Linked DNA regions of Homo sapiens: region 1 is linked to region 2. A link is an interaction called in ENCODE POLR2A ChIA-PET data of the cell type or tissue named here. Cell type or tissue: PC-9. All regions are shown on one strand. Links, peaks and the distances in the headings refer to the core of each region. The heading gives the core; the rest is flanking DNA.

What was found. ChIA-PET counts read pairs that join two places held together with the same protein. Peaks named below come from ENCODE experiments on the same cell type or tissue, not always from the same donor. Only the 100,000 strongest peaks of a DNase experiment are listed, where the experiment ranks them.
Region 1: POLR2A ChIA-PET joins it to region 2 with 5 read pairs; 4 of 35 experiments call an interaction of 5 or more read pairs at or near these places.

The regions. Positions count from the first base shown.
Region 1 is chr15:70,830,999-70,838,379 of GRCh38, forward strand. LARP6 (La ribonucleoprotein 6, translational regulator) reads right to left here. Exons shown (of 3, transcript NM_018357.4): 2 at 5,297-5,507; 3 at 1-2,118. The coding sequence ends at 1,054. Among named protein-coding and RNA genes, the nearest start is that of LARP6, 19 kb to the right of the region's middle. In PC-9, for the core only: no CTCF peak of the experiment used is centred there; a DNase peak (open chromatin) is centred at 3,073; H3K27ac peaks cover 2,055 bases.
Region 2 is chr15:70,709,340-70,717,686 of GRCh38, forward strand. All of the region lies in intron 1 of UACA (uveal autoantigen with coiled-coil domains and ankyrin repeats), which reads right to left. Among named protein-coding and RNA genes, the nearest start is that of UACA, 50 kb to the right of the region's middle. RefSeq lists enhancers at 892-1,392, 3,917-4,456. In PC-9, for the core only: no CTCF peak of the experiment used is centred there; DNase peaks (open chromatin) are centred at 4,882 and 5,392; H3K27ac peaks cover 1,964 bases.

The DNA.
Region 1 (7,381 bases), core at 322-5,321, 120 kb after region 2:
GGTCAAATGGACTGACCTCAAGTCCTGCAGCCTTTGTCCATCCAGTGGTTCTCCAGCGTGCATCAGAATCACCTGCAGCGTTTGTTAAAACCCAAATTCCAGGCCTTTCTCCCAGACTTTCTAATTCAGTGGGCCTAGGGTTGGCCTGAGAATCTGGATTTCTAATAAGTTCCCAGGTGAGATCAATGCTGTGGGTCCTGGACTGTACACCCTCAGTATACGCCAAGCTGCCTTTGCTCAGTAAAATTCCCTGTGATGAGACACCACTCAGGCTGCCAGAAGCCCAAGGAGAGCCCTGGGGCTGCCCTGGGGTACAGTGAGAAACCCTAAATGCCCTGACTTGATCACTATGCATTATAAACATGTAACAAAGTTTCTCATGTAGCCCATAAATGTGTACAAATAAAAAAATTTTTAAATGTTCTCTTAAAGAAAAGAAAGATGTCTCTGCTAAGCTCCTCAGGGCCTCATGACATACCACCCACAGCTCTGTCAGACAGGCACAGACTTTTGTCAGGCACAATCTATAACCTCAAAGTCAGCACTCCCAGTTGGGTGTTTTATTATTTATTTACTTGACAGGTAACATCGATTTGGTCCTACAAGACACCATGCTATAGGCTTAGCTACTTGCTGTTGCACAAGAGAACTTTCCTGAACTCTCAGGAAGCCCTTGCATGGCCTATCGAGGACAGCTCAGTCACTGAAGGGAAAAATTCCATACCAAAGAAGAGAGAAAAATTCCATACCAAAGAACAGACTTCCCCCAGGGAACCTCCGTCCTACAGCCCTTCAGGGCCATCACACTCACACACATCAGCCATCATCAAAATAGTGGCCATGCTGGGAAGAACAGGAGTCCTGAACTAGAAGGTGGTCTTCAAACCATGGCGTACCGATTTATGTATATTACAGATAGATAAATTAAGAGGTCTACATGAATAAAAAATCTCTCAAAGGGGAACGAATTCCATTCTGTCATGCCAGGTGTTTGTCAGAACCTTGAAAACGAAGGTGGTTTTCAGTGGAGCTTGTATTAAAAATAGAAGGTATTTATACACAGGCCCTGCTCCTCTCATGGCCATGAAATCCTCTGGTGTTGTCAGGACCCCTGGGCAACCTCAGCACCCCTACGGGTAGCCCATCTGCAGTCTGCATCTTCCGGGAGAGCAGGGGACTCGTACCGGGGCTTTTCTCCTGGGTCCCCATCTCGGCTTGGCGACGCCTCCGGACCCAGGGGCTGCCAGAGGGAGTGACGCTGCTGTCAGAGGAATAATCCATACACTTGCGGAAGATCTCAGGGCTGGTGCTGCAGTTCAGTCTACCTTCCTCCGCCAGTGGGGACTTTCTGGAAACGCCTTTGCGTTGGGCCAAGGGGCTGCTCCAAGGACTTGTGCACGGGGAGGCATTTGGACTCAGAAAGAGATTCTGGTGGCCAGACGGGCTGAGCTTGTTGGTGGCCGCGTGCCGTCGGCCCGCCATAGGGGATGTGGGGTTGCTCTCGGGGTCAGAGGAGCTGTTGGCAGAAGACTCATCACCCATGTACTGAAGCTCCTCGACTCTCTTGTTCAGGGACTTGTTCAGGTGGATGCTCGCAGTGGGCTCCTCGTCATGATTTTTGTCTTTGGCAGGTTTCTTTTTGGGTGGCTTCATACCAATCAGGACAGCTTTCATGTTCTCTTTGCCCTGAGATTCTGTGATCATGAACTCATGGGCTTTGATGGCTGCTTCCACCTCCTCGAACTCCACGATGGCGCACTCCTGGGTCCCCACTTGGCTGTAGCGGCTGCTGATCCTCCGGATGTCAGGGGGCAGCTCTCTCCCAGGTTTGAGGATCCGCACTGATGAGATGACTCCAAAAGTCCCAAAAAGCTTGAGCAGGTGTTCCATCACCTTCTCTTGCACCCTTCCATTCTTCTGGGGGGTGGCCAGAGCCCACAGCTTAGGAGACAAGTAGAGATCATAGACCAGGAGCATCTTGCTGGGGAGGTTCTCGTTGGGGAACAGTGGGACGGGGGTGGTCCTCCTCACCTTCCGGTGGTCCTCATTCAACTCAAGGACCACTGAATACTTCAAAGCATGTGCTGTGGTTCTCCAGTCCCGTGTAAGATGTTTCACCTGCAGAACATAAAGCAAATCTGAAATAGTATCTAATGTCCTTGTCCATCCTTGTGTATGCTATAAGCTCCCTCCCTCACTTCCTTATCCCTGTAACACTAGAATCCCTGTATTCTAGTGTCTAGAATCATACGTGGTATGTGTAAACACTCAAAAATCTAGTGAATGAATAAGTGAATGAAAACAAGTTCTACCATTTCAAACAAGGGCACCACAGCAGTGTTGTCCAACAGAACTGTCCATGAAAATGGAAATATTCCATTCTGTGCAAGTTTAGAGGTTAAATTTGCAGGCTCTGGAACAAGGCTGCTGTATACACAAATCAAAGGCCCACCTCTAGCTTGAAGTAAGACTTGGAAAGTTATTCAACCTCTTAGTGCCTCGACTTGCCCTGGAAAATGGAGATGTTAATAGTGCCATCTCAAAGAGCTGTCCTGAGGATTAAACGAATCAATATATACATGTACATATGTATGTACAGACACATACAAACTCATTTACACATAAAACAGAATAGTGTCTAGCTCACAGTGAGTACTAAGTAATCATGTGCTATCATTACTTCCAATATTACATGCTATTATTTTGATAGGATTTGGAGATTTTAACATTCAAATGCTTCTCTAAAGCAGTATTTCTGCATTTCTGCATTTGATACAGAGAAGTTTCCAAAAGATCTTTCGCATTTCACTGCAATATCTCCTGAGAATGACATGGACTACTTCAACTTGAAATTAAATCCAACTTGGGCCTCACTAAGAATGGTGAAATAATCCCTCCCTCCTCCTTTGTTGGTGGAAATTGTATCAATGTTGCAGTATATGGAAGCTATATTTATACTGTAAAACAGTAATTTTCTAGAGGCCCACTTCCGGTGAAGGGAATGCCAGGGGGAATGAGTCATCCCAAACAAATAGTGAAGGTGGGTGGGGTGGGTAACCTGAGCCCGTAATGGCGAGATCCCCCTGAGTCCTCTGAGAACAGGCCAACAAGCTGCTCTGCAAAAGAACTGGGAACTCCAGGTGCCTCTGAGCATAAAACAGGAACTTCATGAAACTCAAGAAGGAAAGGCTCACTCACTGGGCAAGATGGGGAAACCTTGGCAGACCCATTACTATACACAGGCTCCTAGAGAGAGAGCACTGTCCACTGTAGCCTGTGGTCTCTGGGAGAAATGGCTCAGACTTAGGCTACTAGAAGAACACGGGTCCAAGGGCACAGAGAAGCAGGCCCAGGCAAAGGGTCGGATTTCAGGTGGACAGAGTCCATGAGGAATCCAGAAAGGGTGAAGCTGATGACTGCGGGTGCGTGTGAGGCTGTGGGAAAGCCAGGCAGTGGCTCACTGTGGGGTGAAACATGGTGAAGCCTTCTCCGAAAACAGCTAGGGAGGGAGCACTTGGGAGATAAAAAGAGACAATTTCCTAAGCCTGAAGCTTGAGCTAGGAGCACCTGGGAAAGCACAGCACTGCCTTACTCAGAGGGCTACAGAAGTCTGTGGGGGACCACATCTCACTGCAAGAGAAGCAGGCTCTGGCTAGGACTGAATATCCCTCCTGAGCCAGAAGCAAGGTCCACTGGGAAATCTCGGTTACAGTCTGAGCATCCTAAGCCTGGGTCCATGACCATTCATAAGGAAGGTCCAGGTAGCACCTGAGAAAAGGGACCAGGGAGCGTTCATCCTTGTGCAATTGCTAGAAGAACTCTAAGGTTTCCCTGTGCTTTTTACCTTTGTCATGTATGTTCCCCTTTTGTGATTAATAGGAAATCCTTCAGAATGAAAAGGATCTTTGCTCTGATTTTGGAGGTGTTAGGGAGTCTGTCTGTACTCTGCAGCCAGGTTTCAACAGAGAAGAACATTCCTAAATAGGACCATAAGTGGCAGCTTAAAGAGGAAAGCAAAACAGGCTGACTCTTGGGGTCCCTGGGGAGGAATAAAGAGACGTGCTGGATGATTCCACTGGCTGCTTCATTTTGGGATCCCCCACAAACACTTTTCATATGAAGGTTTGCTCACTGTTCTCTGACCATTAAAATATCCCTTCCATTCCCCTGTACCTAGAAAACTCCTACTCATCCTCCAAAATCCTATTTCAATGTCACCTTCTCTGGGAAGACTTCTCAGTTCTCCAGGCAGGGTTAGTTGCTCTGATCAACTAGTTCCCAATAATACTGTGTTCTCTCTTTTGTCCTACTATATGTGGTCACATTGTAATCTTTCAGATCTCTCTCCTTTATTGGACTGTGAGCTTGTCAAGGACAGGGGGAGTACGATCTTCACTCTGTACATCCTGCGCCTAGCACAGCACTCAGCAGAGACAATGAGCATATTTGATGAATGAATAAAGGAAAAAGAGCGACAGGGCCAGGCAGAGTACACCAGTGGGTGAGGCAGGGAAGAGGTCCAAGGAGAAAAGCTCTCCTCCAGTGCACTCTGACAAAGTACACAGACAACTTGGCCGGGACCCACTTGTTACGCATCCCGTTATGCAACAGGCCGCGTAGTGCTTTTCCATTCTAGTAAATGCACTTCCCCTAAGGGAGACACAGAGTTCTTACTCCAACTAGTCTGTCAACTCTCTGAGAAGTAGACAGTACACAGCCCAAACACTGGATCTATATATGGCAGGGACAAGCAGTCTGCTGCCCAGATGGCAGCAATAATTACAAATCTCATCTCCCTATTGTATAGATAAGGATGATGGCGTCACACAGGCAGAGCATGTGTGTCTTAGAGAAGGCTCATTTCTGAGAGTTCTGGGTGCTCATTCTCTCCCTTTGCTTATTCAACTTGACAAATGAAAAGCTTGAATTTCATATAATTTTAGGCCTGGCAGGTATCTCTCAAGGCCTTCGAGTCCGTCTGTCCTGGTATCACATCCTCCTGGCCACCCACTTGCCTGGCAAAAGTGCCTGAACTTTACTAAGAACAAGTAACATTGTTTCATAACTGCTGCCAGCTGAGATTTGTCCCAATGCCCAGGACCCTTTTAATAGTGTGGGAGTATATTCCTAACAATACTAAATCCCTTCTCCTAGCCATTTTTCTCTTTTTCAGGCACAGACTTAATTTTAAAAATTGTTCGTCATCAGGTTTCAAGGGAGTTAAAAAAAATGTTTAAAACCACAACCCAAAACAAACTTGAAATCCTTGAAGCAGCTTCTGAGAACCAAGCCTCACCTTTTTGAAGGATGTGAGTAGCTTAACGCTCACATATCCCAGCTTGTTCCTCCTCACGTGTTTTAGCAAAAAGGCGTCCTTCTCCAGGTTTTCATCAGAAAAGTAGAATTCGATCTGATCCACCAGTTTCTTGATCAACTCCTCATCCGGGGGCTTCCACTCCTGCTCCAGGTCCTCACGCTCGTTCTCACCTCCACTTGCAGTGGTGCCACTGAGACCAGAAGGAGACACCGGGTGTTAGGGTCAACGTTGAACTGTGTCCCCCAAAAATTCATATGCTGAAGTCCTGACCCCCAATACCTTGGAGTATGATGTTATTTGGAAATGGGGGTCACTGCAGATGCAATTAATTAAGATGAGGTCTTACTGGAGTAGGGTGGACCCCCTAATCCAACACAACTAGGGTCCTTACCAAAGGGGTAAATTTGAACACAGACATGCACACAGAGAGAACATCATGTGAAGGCGAAGGGAGAGACTGGGGTGATGTAGCAAAACTCAAGGAATGCCAAAGACTGCCACCAGAAGCGAGGAAAGATGCTTAGAATGGATCCATTTCTAGTACTTTCAGAGGGCGCATGGCCCTATTCACACCTTGATTTCGGGCTTCAGGCCTCCAGAACCATAAAACAATATATTTCTGTTGTTCTAAACCATCCAGCTCATGGTATTTTGTTACAGCAGCCCTAGGAATTGACACTGGGTCACATGGCCACAGAAGGAGAGGTTTGCCCCCAAACAGCTAAGAAGTCAATCTTTCATTTTTAACAAGCATGGAGGATCATAAAAATAATAACTGGCCAGGCATCGTGGCTCCCATCTGTAATACCAGCACTTTGGGAGGCTGAGGTAGGTGGCCTGAGCCCAGGAATTTGAGACCAGCCTGGGCAACAGAGTGGGACCCCTGTTGCTACAAAACAACAACAACAACAACAAAAATTAGCCAGGTGTGGTGGTGCATGCCAATAGTCCCAGCTACTTGGGAGGCTGAGGTGGGAGGAGAGCTTGAACCCGGGAGGTCTAGGTCACAGTGAGCCAAGATTGCACCACTGTACCCCAGACTGGGAGACACAGTGAGACCCTGTCTCAAAATAATAATAATAATAATTATTATAATAACACCCTCTGCTGACATATATGTGGCGCTCTGCCACGGGCAAAATGCTTTTCACATATACTCTCTTATTCTTCCTTCTCTACTCCATCCCCTCAAATCCTGGTTTCTAGAAGACAGTATAGCAGAGTTACTTGACCTTTCGGTAAGATCATCCATATTTATTAAAGAATAAAAGCTTGATTTCTTAGCTGGTTCAGGACAAGATCTGGAGTGCAGTGGTGCGATCTCCATGTGGATACATGACCACTGCCTCTCAGGAGTCACTGCAGTGGTGCAATCTCCATGTGGATACATGATCACTGACTCTCAAGCCATCTGCCTTGGCCTCCCAAAGTGCTGGAATTACAGATGGGAGTGTAATTTCCTAGGGCTGCCAGCTCTAGGAGTCCTGGCTTTAGAGTTAAGATTGCCTGGGTCCAAATGCTTGGTTCAGACTGAGTATCCCTTATCCAAAATGCCTGGGACCAGAAGTGTTTCAGATTTCCAATTTTTCCAGATTTTGGAATATGTGCATATACGTAATGAGATATCTCAAGGATGGGACCCGAGTCTAAACGCAAATTCATTTATGTTTCATATACACCTTATACAGATAACCTGGGGTAATCTCATGCAATATTTTTAATAATTTTGTGCATGAAACAAAGTTTCTGAACCATCAGAAAGCAAAGGTGTCGCTATCTCAGTTTTTAACCCATGTTAAATCTGTAGTGTCATGGTGGCGCTCAAAATGTTTCTGATTTTAGAGCATTTCAGATTTTGAATTTTTTGATTAAGGATGTTCAACCTGTACCATTGTTTATTAGTTAAGTAAATTTAGGCAAGGAACTCCACTGCATCTCACTTCAGTTCTATTACCTGTAAATTGGGAATCATGATAGTCCCTACCCTCATGTGAGTGTTGTGACAATTCAATGAATTAATACATGAAAATATCCAGAGGAGTGCCTAGCGTACCGTTAAAGCTC
Region 2 (8,347 bases), core at 2,092-7,091:
TTCTAGAGAACAAACATTTTAACACAAATCAGTTATTTCACCTGGTAGATCTAACTGGATAACGTTAAACTCTAAATCAACATAAAAGAAATCACAAGTTTTGACATTGACTCTCATATTAATATCAATTAGAAATTTGTAACTATTCCAGATATATAAAATTTGAATTTGAAAAGTAATGTATGTTTAGTGTAGAAAGCCTAGAATACATTTAAGTGTATAAATGAAAAGAGATACCCCATAATTCCACCATGCAGAAATAACCATTATTAAAAACTTTACATCTAGACTCTTTTCTGTTAAAAAGTCTGAACAAGATTTATTTAAGCCTATGAGTCCAATACTGAATATTAATTTATTCAATATTTAAGACAGAAAGTCTCCTAAGAAATTTGTAGATGCAAATAAGTAAGTAGACTTTAACATATATGCAAATCCATATGAAATACCTTATACTGTTTAATGGCTAGTCAACAAATCATAGCTAAAATGATTAGGTAACTAGTTTTAGCCTAAAGGTAATTTATATAGGATGATAGCAAAACTTTGATAAAAAACTGCTTAAAGCCAAGAGGAGTCATCCCGAACAAAAGTATCTAATTCACTGATCTTAATAATTTTGGTGTCATGGATCCCTTTAAAAATCTAATGAGGCAGGGTGTGGTGGCTCTCGCCTATAACCCCAGCACTTTGGGATCACTTGAGCCCAGGAGTTGAGACCAGCCTGGGCAACATGACGAAACCCTCTCTCTACAAAAAATACAAAAAAATTAGGTATGGTGGCACACACCTCTAGTCCCAACTATTTGGGAGGCTGAGGTGGGAGAATCACCTAGTCCTGGGAAGTCGGGGCTGCAGTGAGCCAAGTTCGTGCCACTATATTCCAGCCTGTCTGTTACAGCAAGACCCTGTCTCCAAAAAATGAATAAAAATAAATAAAAAATAAATCTGAGAAAAGCAATGGACCCTCTTTTTATTTATAATTGCATATAAGCACTCTGTGAGATAGGAAAAACCAAACTTTTCCCAACTCTCACACTCACCACAAAATACTTCCGTGACCAAATGCAGAGAGGTTTTCCCCACTTACAGAGCAATTCTCCAGCACACAACATCTGGGTCTCCTACAATTTAACTCATTTTTGACACTAGCTACCTGGAGATAGTGTCAGATCGCACAGACCTACAGACTCAGTCCCATAAGACTGTCACTCCCACCCTTCAGATGCCAACTGCAAGCCCCAGCTTGTGACCTGTGCTTCTGACCAACTGCCTGTAAATCAGGGTTCCCATGACCCATGATTAATTTGCTAGAGCAGCTCACAGGACTCAGGGAAACACTTTACCTATGCTTACTCGTTTATTGTAAAGGATGTTACCAAGCTTGCAGATCGAAGCGATGCAAAAGGCAAAGAATGTGGGAAGGCGTGAAGGGCTTTTTTGCCCTCTCCTGGTTCACCATCCTCCAGGTGCCTCCACATGTTCAGCAACCAGGAAGCTCTCTGAACCCTGTCCTTTTGGGGCTTTCACGGAGGCTACATTGCATAGGCATGACTTTTTACATCACTGGCCATTGGTGATCAACTCAACCATCAGCCCCTTTCCCCGCCCCTGAGGCTGGAGTGGGCTGAAAGTTCCAACCCTCTAATCATGGCTTGGTCTTTCTGGAAGACCAGTCCCCATCCTGAAACTATCTAGGGGCTCCCAGTCATCTCATTAGCATACAAAAGGCACTCTTATCTCTCTGGAGATTCCAAGGGTTTTAGCAGTTGTTTGCCAGAAACCAGAAACAGGGATCAAATACATCTTTCTTGTTACATCATAATATCAAAAGCACATATTCAGAAAAATTTATATTTATTTTCAAAGGGTTCACTGACCTCCTTTGCACAATATAGAATCCATAAACCCCCAAAATAAAGTTTTAAACCCTAATATAAGGAGAGGCAGCAAAAAAATGTGTATTTTACATAATGTTTATAAAATAAGTACCAAAGAACTGCCAGAAGCCTGGATAATTCATTTGTTCAATAAAAATTAGGCCGGGCACGGTGGCTCACACCTGTAATCCTACCACTTTGGGAGGCCAAGGCGGGCAGATCACTTGAGGTCAGGAGGACAAGACCAGCCTGACCAACATGGCAAAACCATCTCTACTAAAAAAAAAAAAAAAATTACAACAACAAAATAATTACTAAACACCTATGCGCAAAGGGATATAAATATTTCACTCAACATTCAAATATGTATGATCAGTTGATAGTGCCAAGCCCCATTTACAGTGCTAGATATACCAGGGGAAAGAAAATAGACATGATACCTGGCCTCAAGCAGGTGACAGGAATTAAACCCAGTTACTTTCTTCAACTGATCTCAAAGTATAATAAGGCAGACAGATACATATATAAACATGCACAAAACAATTACAGTATACTATAACACCACCACAATAATTATGTGTGAAATACTGAAATAGTTCAAAAGAGGGAAAGTCAGAAAAGTTCTATAGAGATGACTAACCTATCTATTAAAAGGTAAGCAGAAAATCACCAGGTTTGAAATATCATCACAAATTTAGGAAACGACAAACACAACGTATGGCCTTTTATGGTCTACAAAGCACTTTATATTCATGATATATGTATCAATTAAAAGCTACATGCAAATGACTCAGAAACACATCTGCAACCCAGGCTCCTCTAAGCTCCAGGCATATATATATATATATCTCCATATACCTTCTTCATGATTCTTCTTGAGTGTTTTAAAAGTACCTACATGTCCCAAACCAAAAACATGCTCTTCCTCCTGAATTCTGATCCTACTCCAAGTTTCATTAACACAGCAAAGACACCAGAATCCATCTGGTTATCTGGTTGTGTGTAGACAGAAACCTAGATATTAATCTTGACACCTTCCTTTCCTTGGTCCCCATCACCAAATCCTGCTGATTTTACCTCCCCATCTTACTGAAATCCATCTGCTCATCTCCATGTCCATCAAAATTACCCTATTCCAAGTTAGTACCATCCCTCACCAGGATGGCTGCATTTATCTCCTAAATGGTTTGTTCTCGTTCATTCTAGCCCCTTTCCTTGTGTTCTCCACACTGCGGTCAGTAATTTTTCTAAAAAGGAAACCTAATCATACCACCACCACCACTTCCCTATATCCTGTCCCACCTCAGTTAAAATCCTTTCAGTAGCTTTCTATTGCTTGTAGGATAAATACAAAGCTCTTTAATGGAGTCCAAAACTCCCTGCACAGTGCTGCCCTCACTTGCCTCCTTATATCATACGGAAAGTTAACCCTGTTTCTCATTTTATACATGCAGAAATGGAGTCACTAGGAGATTAGGGGATTTGGTCTGCTATAAGGCAAATGTAATTAGTTGCAGAATGATTAAAGAATCCTGTTGTTTTGACTTCTTGTCCAGTGCTCTTTGTACTAGTTAAGCTATTTCCATTTCTCTAATCATCTGGAAAAAAATCTTCAATGTAAAAGTATCTTTTTAAAATTTCCACATAATAAACTTAGATATCCTTTATAGCAAAAAGGATGAAAACTTCCATATTTGCATATGCAAACTTTTATGAAGCATCTACTACTGTCAGGCATGGAAGACAGCCCAAGTCTCTCTTCCCATGGAACTTGATGTTCTAATGAAGAAAGATAAGTAAGCAACCAAGGAAAACAAACTATCACGTAAGAATAGGGAAGGAGAGCCGGGCGCAGTGGCTCACGCCTGTAATCCCAGCACTTTGGGAGGCCGAGGCGGGCGGATCATGAGGTCAGGAGATTGAGACCATCCTGGCTAACACAGTGATGTATTTTTAGTAGTCTCTACTAAAAATACAAAAAATTAGCCGCGCGCGGTGGCCGGCGCCTGTAGTCCCAGCTACTCGGGAGGCTGAGGCAGAATGGCGCGAACCCAGGAGGCAGAGCCTGCAGTGAGCCGAGATCGCGCCACTGCACTCCAGCCTGGGCGACAGAGCGAGAAAGAATAGGGAAGGAGATGTGATGAAAATGCTGAGAGTTGACTGTTAGGTTGGGTAACTGAAAAAGGCTGTTGTAAGAATGTGATCTTGACGGTGATAGCCGAGTGACAAGGAATTTACATCCCAGACAGTGGGAACAACTAGTGAAAGGAGCTTGGATGTCTGAAAGAAGGCCAATGTAGCTGATGCATAATGAGTAAGACAATCCCAGGATGAGATAAGAAGGCAGACACCACCAGATCTATAATATGGGATTCCTCAGTTTTATCGTAAACATTTTTCAAAAGGGACTTCTTGAAGGATTAAGGCAACTGTAGTTTCATGAAGTTCTTTTGGTCACTTTGGAATCAAGTCTACAAAAATAACTCATCCTGACATACTATTTTTTTTCACTTCCAAGAATTTATATTGAGCAATATTACCAGCTGAATCTTAACTTGCTTTGAAATGTTTATAAGATGGATCAATTACCTTAATATAATAGATATCTTATATACCTCACCCACTTCAAACCTAGAAATCTAAATAAACTTTACAATGAACCATGCTAAAAAAACAACCATAAAAATAGCACTCCCCAAAACAGAGTTTCATAAAGTCACCATCCTCCAGATAAGGCTCCAAGAAAAGAAAGTCTTCTCCAATGGGAAAAATATATATCCTAAATAAAACTAAACATCATTGATGTTTAGGCAAATTCCCCCAAAACACCTAATTAAAAAAGTACACAGGCTTCTATAGTACCCTATAATTACCAACATTCTCTGTTACACAAGCTCTATCACAATTCAAAACAGCAGACAGCAAAGCTTACGAAGCATAAACATTCCTTGAAGATTAGGCTGCACAATTAAGAACTGTTCTACAGTTCACTGGATTGATGATGGCTAGAAATATTTCCCCCATTCCATTTAGTCCAAAGGTTATTTATTACTCCCACTTACATAACAGCAAATTAGAGCTTATGTAATAGAAAAGGAAAAGAATGTTAAAATATACCGGGGAAACAAAAGCTGTACAGCCAGCTTCTTTCTCCCTGACCCCTGACTCTCTTCTCTTTATTATTTCCCTTATCCTTAGTTAATTATGCCTCATTCACTTCTGTTATCCTTCCACTGTATGATTTGAAAGTATGTAGTTTGGACTCAATGGAACAAACAGAAGAAAGGGAAAATTATATCCTATCAATCATTTTCCTGACCAAGGCAAGAACAGGCTTAATCTCACTTTACCGGATTCTTCTACATAAAAATATAAAGGACAAAAAAGATGATGATGTTTTAAATAATAAATCTAACCTCTTCAGCATCTAAGGTGGCCATGAAATCTGAAAAAAAAAATTGAAGAACTGGAGTCAGAAAGACTCAGAAACCACTGCTTTGCCAAGATTTCCTAACCACCCGGTTTGATTCTATTCTAGTCTGTTGTACAAATACCAGACTGTCTGCCCCTCCCTAATGCAGGTATTTGTTACTTTATTAGAACTGTCTGGGCACTTAAAACAGTTTATGTAAAATATAGACAAGATGTGGCTTCTCCACGTTTAACAGTTATCATTTGTACTGTAATATTACTTATTTTACCCTTCCTCAAGAGGAGATGCATTAAATTACTAAGTAAATATATACATAGATCTTAAACAGAACAAATTATAATGTGTATCATACAAGAATGAAGCTTTCAGGCTGGATAAGATTTTGTTTAATATTCCCTTAAAAATACTACACAATTGGTTATTTGGAAAAAAATAAATTTTGTTCCTTGGTATTTTTTGAAAAGTGTATTCGACAAGAGTTCTTAAAAAGCCTAAATGTCATAAGTAAAATTTTTTAAATATAAAGCTAAAAACCAAGGAGGGTCACTGTGCCTTCTATCCCTATATATACCAATGAACACAGTAATAGTTACGGTGAATTTTAACAAATATTTTTGCCAATGTTTGATATGTATCTCAAAACAGGAGAGTTTTAGAAAGCTATGTTTATTCTCAACAAAGTAAAAGGCAAAACAGATACACTTATTAAAGAGCCTCTGATGGGGTTTGATTACAATAAAAACAAACAAAAGATATTTTTGTACCTTTGGCTTTGTAAAGAAATATTAATTAAACAAAAATAGGTTCGCTACAACTCAAAAGACTCTTCAAGTACTAAACTGAAAACAAACATTACACTATTAGCCAATATTTTTATAATGTAAAATGGGAATTATAAGGTTATATATATAAAAGCAGAGGGTTACAGGAAAGCATATGTTTTTGTAAACATATTAAAAGTTAGCTGCTCTTCCTTTTATTTATTAAATGAATAATACTTCTGCACCAATGCATAACTTTCCCCCAAACACAGCTATTTCACACAGGATTTCCTTCCAGTGAGTCTTAATACATGTCTCCCATATTAAAAATACATGGCCAAATTAATAATGAGAAAGAATGTTTGTTCTCATATTTAGATCTATAATAAAAACACAGCATTATAAATAAGGATTATATTTCAAAATTGTTTAGAAAAAACCTCTTAAGTGTTGTATATACACAATTCTTAAACTTGAAGAAGAACCCTTCAAGTTAAGTCAAACTGTTATTTCTACTTTCCAAATGGGATATAAAGGAACTAATTTAAGGCGGTGGATGATGCAGTGGATGATGCAGCCACTATCCATTTCTTTCACTGCTATAAGCCCAGCCCTTTGCAATGTGATTGTGCCACTCCTGTCATCAAGAAATGACATTTATTTCCTCATCCGTTGAATCCTTGAATCCGGCCTGGACTTGTAACTTAATTTGACAAATACAATGTGGCAGAAGTGACCTTTGTAGGAGATCCTGCTGCTTCTGCTCTACTCTGGGAATGCTGCTAGCACACTGTGAACAAGCTAGCCCCCTTGAGGGTAGGAGAGCATGACAGAAAAAGAGCCCAGCCACCCAGCCACACCAGCAAGCATCATGTGCCAGACATTATCAGTGCTGCCATTTTAGACCATCCAGTCCTCGTGCAGCCACCAGACGACTGCAGCCACATGAGTGACCCCAGACAGACCAGACCAGCAGAACAACCATGTAGCAGAGTCCAGCCCAAATTGCTGACCTACGAAGTCATCAGCAAATAAAATAGTTGTTATAAGCCACTAAATTTAAACCTAGGACTGCCTGAATCTAGAGCCTAGATTCTCTCCACTAACTACAGCTGCAAGTATTCTTTGGTTTAGAAATACAAACATCTTACCTCTTGTAGTCTAATTCAATTTTATAGATATAAGAGCAGCCAAATTGAGAAATAATAGTTTATAATTTTTTTATCCATTATCTAAAAATAGGGGATGAGCTGGGAACAGAAATGTCTTTTTACCCTCCTAAAAGAAGGAAAATAGATACAATATTAATAATATTATGCTGATAAAATTTTATTAGAAAAAGTATTTTTCCTCTTTCCCAAAGATATGCAAGTATTCATTTAAAACCTAACAGTATTCATCTATGTTTTATCAATAAAAGCTGAACTCAGCATCTGATCTAAAAGACAATCTGAATGGCCATGCAATAAAAACTAAGCAGTTAATAATTTTTATTAATAAATTTGTGGCTTCAAACAATGAAACATGGCTGGGCACAGTGGCTTATGCTTGTAATCCTAGCATTCTGGGAGGCCAAGGCGGGCAGATCACCTGAGGTCAGGAGTTTGAGACCAGTCTAACCAATATGGAGAAATCCCGTCTCTATCAAAAATACAAAATTAGCCAGATGTGGTGGCGCATGCCTGTAATCCCAGCTACTCGGGAGGCTGAGGCAGGCGAATTGCTTGAACCCAGGAGGCGGAGGTTGCGGTGAGCCGAGATCACACTATTGCACTCCAACCTGAGCAACAAGAGCAAAACTCTGTCTAAAAAACAAACAAACAATGAAACACTGCTACTACTGTAATGTCTAATCAGTATACATTCACACTTGAATGGAAACACTAAACTAGGCATGGACCATAACAGAGCAAGAACCATAAGAGCCTTCTCTATGTGTAACCTTTAGAGTTTGGCAAACTTTTTCAGTAAAAGATTACATAGTAAGTATTTTAGACTTTGCAGGCCATGTGGTTTCTGTTTTAACTATTCAACTCTGCCACTGTAAACTAAAACAGCCATAGGCAATATGTAATGAATAAGCATGGCTGTTTTCCACTAAAGCTTTATTTATAAAAATGGGCAGTAGGCCACAGTTTGCCAACCCTTGTTTCAGGTACTCACTGAACTTTGGCAAGAAGACACCTAGTTTATTGGCTCTGATCAAGCTAATCTGCATGCTGCCTTCTCATAAGACCTACCAGAAAGTACTCTCCATACTCATATTTTACTAT